Linked DNA regions of Homo sapiens: region 2 is linked to region 1. Evidence: chromatin loops called from intact Hi-C (ENCODE). Cell type or tissue: HepG2. All regions are shown on one strand. Links, peaks and the distances in the headings refer to the core of each region. The heading gives the core; the rest is flanking DNA.

Evidence for each region. A loop is a pair of places that touch in the nucleus more often than their neighbours do. Peaks named below come from ENCODE experiments on the same cell type or tissue, not always from the same donor. Only the 100,000 strongest peaks of a DNase experiment are listed, where the experiment ranks them.
Region 2: it touches region 1 in a loop (2.2-fold over the local background); 2 of 110 quality-filtered maps call a loop at or near these places.

What each region holds. Positions count from the first base shown.
Region 1 is chr7:29,487,488-29,490,315 of GRCh38, reverse strand. All of the region lies in intron 7 of CHN2 (chimerin 2), which reads right to left. Among named protein-coding and RNA genes, the nearest start is that of PRR15-DT, 75 kb to the left of the region's middle. In HepG2, for the core only: no CTCF peak of the experiment used is centred there; DNase peaks (open chromatin) are centred at 1,125 and 1,993.
Region 2 is chr7:29,543,897-29,546,724 of GRCh38, reverse strand. The region is part of intron 1 of PRR15-DT (PRR15 divergent transcript); the gene reads left to right. Among named protein-coding and RNA genes, the nearest start is that of PRR15-DT, 18 kb to the left of the region's middle. In HepG2, for the core only: no CTCF peak of the experiment used is centred there; no DNase peak of the experiment used is centred there.

The sequences.
Region 1 (2,828 bases), core at 14-2,513:
CTGGGCTTTGAAGGATGGATAGGAATTCACCAGCCTGGGAAAGATTGAGCAGGTGGGGAAGTGATGGTGTTGACTGGAGAGCAGATGACTTGAGGAAGACATTTACAGAAGAGAAAACAGCATAACCAAAGGCCAATGAAGGTGGGCTTAGGTTTTGAAAGGCATTCTTTTCTGGCAAATGGTGTTTCAAAAAAAAAAAAAAAAGGAATGACATCACGTTGGTCTCTGAAACATCTTGAGTGGATGAAATAACCTCATCTTAAATATCCCTATATCTTGGGGTAAAAATGAAAATGCAATATTTAGAAATTAAGTGAGTGGCTACATGTTTACTACACGTGGACAGAATGCATATTGACAAAATATAAACTGGCCTATTGTTTCAGGAAAAACAGGATAGGCTAATCACAGATTTTCTAAAATTTCACTTTTTTTGCCAATATTTTTAAAAATAATTGAGCACATCAGGATTGCATTTTAATGCTTATTATCACTGTCCATATTTACCAACATCCTTTCCCAACAAGTATCCCTACTGCCTTTGATCTGTTCTGTCCAGCCAAATAAATGCATAGACGTCTCGAAGAGCAAGTAGCACCCAGTGTCCCCACACAGTCCCCAAAAAATAAAACAAAATGAGAATAGAGCAAGGATGTAAAGTGAAACATTATTTTAGGCCCATTGCCTACTTTCCTTTTTGGTGATGGGCCATTGTTTATTTTCACGACCGATATATTGTTCAATTTTCTTTTGGATCCACAAGGACAATCTCTAGACAGAAGGCTACGTGTAAATGCTGAGGGCATGCTCTGAGCCCATTTTATTTGGCTTCTACTTATTATGTCTACTCTTTCATTGAAATATACCGTATCTTAAAATTCACTGGTCGGCTTTTTCCATTTTCTGAAGTTCACTGATTTGCAAGAATATCTTTTTAGAGAAAGAACAGTTTGAAAACTTGAGGGCAGTAACTAAAATATTCTAGACAGGAAGAAAATACTCCAGACAGGAAGAATGTCTGTCCAAGACTATTACACTAGGCACGGTCTGCCTGGAATTCAAAAACCACACCAAACAAAAAAGATGATATTACACGAGATAAGGTATGTTTGACAAATGGCCCAGGAATGGCTACTTTGCAAAAACAAGAGCAAGAAGAGTCATCCAGAAAGATCTCAGGCATTTAGCAAGTATCTCTCAACACAGCTCTTTCTAAATGAACAGGATGTTATTTGTCTCATAGCTGCTGAATCTGGAAGGCAGTATTCTCTGGTGGTTTTATACCAGATATGTTTTGATGGGTCAATGTAGACACCACCCAGATGTATTAATATCAGCTCAGCCTGGGATCGAAACTGTAAGAAGGAAAAGTACCGTTTATGACATGCTGCAGTTGAGAATTTTTGCTTTTTCTTACCAGTATACATCATGATTTCTTAGCCTCGGCACTACTGATTAACATTTTGGGCTGGAAAATTCTTTGTTGTGGGGGTCTGCCTCGTACATTGTGGGATGTTTGGCAGCATCGCTGGCCTCCACCCACTAAATGCCAGTAGCACTCCCAGCTGGGACAAATCACAAATATCTGTAGGCATTGACAAATGTCCCCCAGGGGTCAGGGGGAGGTGGGGGGGTGAAGTTTCCTTTATTGAGAAGCAGTGGTATAGATGGAAACCTTATTGCCTCAATTTGTCATTTTATTATTCATATTAAAAATCAGAATTTTATTCTTTTGCTTTGAAAAGGAATCTTCGGGTCAGAGGCAGTTTGTTTGTTTGTTTGTTTGTTTAGCTACTTTATGTTCACAGAAGAGAGAGCTAAAGTCCCTTCCAGCTACATGTGGCTGGGTTCTGGAGGTCTAGTCTAGTGTTTGCCCAGGGTTAACTGAGAGGCTGGAGGGCAGGCAGCCTATCCTGCGTCACCCAGGTCAGCAGCACAGTCAAGGCTTCCAGATCTCTGCCAAGGACTTTTCCTATAATTTACTGTATTTCCCACAACCATGTGACATTCATCTCATATGAAAAATTAGGTTAAACTTTGAACTCTCCCCTTTTGCAAGACCAGATGAAGTCCTAACCTTGAAGTGACCCTTTTCAGATGTACGAAAACACAGCAGAGGTGAATCAATCTATGACAGACACTCTGAGTTCCCTCTGAAAGGCTGGCCAAGGAGATGGGGCAGGAGAGCTGAGTTTCTCAAACCGGGCACCACAGATCCCTGGACTTCTCATTAGCAGCTGCCCTAGTTTAAGATAGGATTGCATTTCTAAAATATTGATTGTCTCAAAGCTTTCTGGGAGTCTCCCCACTGCATAAAGTAAGATGTCCTCATGCTACTTAACTTTGATCAGGTTTATGAGCACATCGACACCCACATCCTTTTGACACTTCCCTGCTCAAAAACCTCGAGTGGCTCCCCATTGCCAGTAGTGAGGTTTCTCAGTCTCAGCACTACTGGCATTTAGGGCTGCACAACTCTTTGTTGTGGTGGCCTGTCCTGGACGTTTAGTAGCACACCTGGCCTCTACTGGATGCCTCTGGAGGAAGGAGAGGGAGAAGGAGAGACAGAGGAAGGAAGAGATAATGAAAGTAGGGAGGGAAAGGAAGGAGGGAGGGGGAGAGAAAGAGGGAGGGAGTTAGAAGGAGAAAAAGAAGAAAGGAGGGAGGGAAGGAGGAAGAGAGGGAGAAACTGGCTCCAGGTATACTCCCAGTTCCTGTTTCCACCCGTCCCTGAGTTCTGAGTATTCCCTGGAGGCTTTATGAGACCATCCTGTATAATAGTCTATTTAGCTTAAGATAGTTTCCAGGGGTTATATTACTTGAAAACA
Region 2 (2,828 bases), core at 186-2,685, 56 kb before region 1:
GAGCATGTCATCAGATGATGCAGCAGCAGAAGACACGGTGGGGGCATCCTCAGTGTCTGTCTCTAGTCACACAGTGACTGGTCTGGACTGTTTGCCCTCCATGCTTAATACACAGCTACCCTCCTGGGATCTCCTTTTACCCTCATTTTCAAGAGTCCCTTTGTTTCCTCCCTGATCCTGAGTTTCTTTCTTTGTTTCTCACATCTCATGCCTTCCTGGCTTACTCCCTCTGTTATACTCTCTGTCTTGGTTTCTGGTTCATTCTCTCAGATTTACCTCTTCAGTAAAGATCCATCTTCTGTTTAATTGGTTCATTCGGTATTTCATTTCACTGGCTTTTGAAAAAATTATACTCATTTTCAACTTCTGTTTTATGTTTTTATTCTTCTGTTACAGTTTCTATTCTTTGGTTTGTCTCTTTAACCATTTCGAATGTATTTATCTTACAATATTTTAGATTATTGCTCATATACCTTCACTTAGTTGATGGCTAATTCTGCTGTATCTACTTACTATATTTACTGTTACCTGCTTTTTCTTGCTCATTTTTAAATTTATTTTTTACAGTTGATTTACATTTTTTTATTTTTAACTTTTGTGGGTACATAGTAGGTATATATATTTATGGGGTACATGAGATGTTTTGATACAGGCATGCAATATGTAATAATCACATCATGGAGAATGGGGTGATCCCCTCAAGCATTTATTTTATGTGTTACAAATAATCCAATTATATTCTTTTACTTATTTTTAAATATACAATCAAGTTATTGACTATAGTCACCTTGTTGTGTTGTCAAATAGCAGGTCTTACTCTTTCTATTTTTTTGTGCCCATTAACCATCCTCACCTCCCCCTCACCCCCCACCTACCCTACCCCTCCCATCCTCTGGCAATCTTCCTCTCTCTATGAGTTCAATTAATTTGATTTTTAGATCCCACAAATAAATGAGAACATGTGATGTTTGTCTTTCTGTGCCTGGCTTGTTTTATTTAACATAATGCCTTCCATTTCCATCCATGTTGTTGCAAACGACTGGATCTCATTCTTTTTTATGGCCCAATAGCACTCCATTGTGTATAAGTACCACATTTTCTTTATCCATTCATCATGGGTGCTTAGGTTGCTTCCAAATCTTGGCTGTTGTGAACAGTGCTGCAATAAACATGGGAGTGCAGAATATCTCTCCAATATACTGATTTCCTTTCTTTTGGTTATATAACGAGCAGTGGGATTGCTGGATCATATGGTAGCTCAACTTTTAGTTCTTTGAGGAGCTTCCAAACTGTTCTCCATAGTGATTATGCTAATTTACATTTTCACCAACAGTGTACAAGAGTTCCCTTTTCTCCACATCCTTGCCAGAATTTGTTATTGCCTGTCTTTGGGATAAAAATCATTTTAACTGGGGTGAAATGATATCTCATTGTAGTTTTCATTTGCATTTCTCTGATGATCAATGACATTGAGCACCTTTTCATATACCTGTTTGCCACTTGTATGTCTTCTTTTGAAAAACATCTATTCAAATCTTTTGCCCATTTTTGATTAGATTATTAGATTTTTTATAGAATTGTTTCAGCTCTTTTTTTTAGAGTTGTTTGAGCTCTGGTTATTAATTCCTTGTCAGATGGGTAGTTTGCAAATATATTCTCCCATTCTGTGGGTTGTCTCTTCACTTTGTTTATAGTTTCCTTTGCTGTGCAGACATTTTAAAAAACTTGATGTGATCCCATTTGTCCATTTTTGCCTTGGTTGCCTGTGCTTGTGGGGTAATACTCAAGAAATTTTTGCCCAGACCAATGTCCTGGAGATTTTTCCCAATGTTTTCTCGTAGTAGTTGCATAGTTTGAGGTCTTACATTCAAGTCTTTAATCCATTTTGATTTGATTTTTGTATATGGCTAGAGATAGGGATCTAGTTTCATGCTTCTGCATATAGTTATCCAGTTTTCCTAGCACCATTTATTGAAGATACTATCTTTTCCACAGTGTATTTTCTTGTCACTTTACTGTTCACTGTAGGTGTAAGTTCACTGTAGGTGTATGTACTGTAGGTGTAAGTTCACTGTAGGTGTATGCATTTGTTTCTGGGTTCTCTATTTTGTTCAATTGGTCTATGTGTCTGTTTTTATGCCAGTACCATGCTGTTTTGGTGACCATAGCTCTGTAGTATAATTTGAAGTCAGGTAATGTGATTCCTCCAGTTTTGTTTTTTGTTTTTGCTTAGGGTAGCTTTGGGTATTCTGGGTCTTTTGTGGTTCCATATAAATTTTAAGACTTTTCAATTTCTGTGAAGAATGTCATTGTTATTTTGATAGGGATTGCATTGAATCTGTAGATTGCTTTGGGTAGTATGAACATTTAAACAACATTGATTCCTAGAACATGGAATATCTTTCCATGTTTTGGTGTTCTCTTTACTTTTTTTCATCAGTGTTTTATAGTGTTCATTATAAAGATTTTTCACTTCTTTGGTTAATTCCTAAGTATTTCATTTTATTTGTGGCTATTGTAAATTGGATTACTTTTTTTAATTTCTTTTTCAGATTGTTCACTGGTGGCATATAGAAATGCTAATGATTTTTGTATGTTGATTTTGTATCCTTCAACTTTACTGAATTTATCAGTTCTAATAGTTTTTTATGGAGTCTTTAGGTTTTTCCAAATATAAGACCATATCATCTGAAAGCAAGGATAATTTGACTTCTTCCTTTCCAATTCCATGCTCTTTATTAATTTCTTTTGTCTGATTGCTCTATCTAGGACTTCCAGTACTATGTTGAATAACAATAGTGAAAGTGGGCATCCTTGTTGTGTTTCAA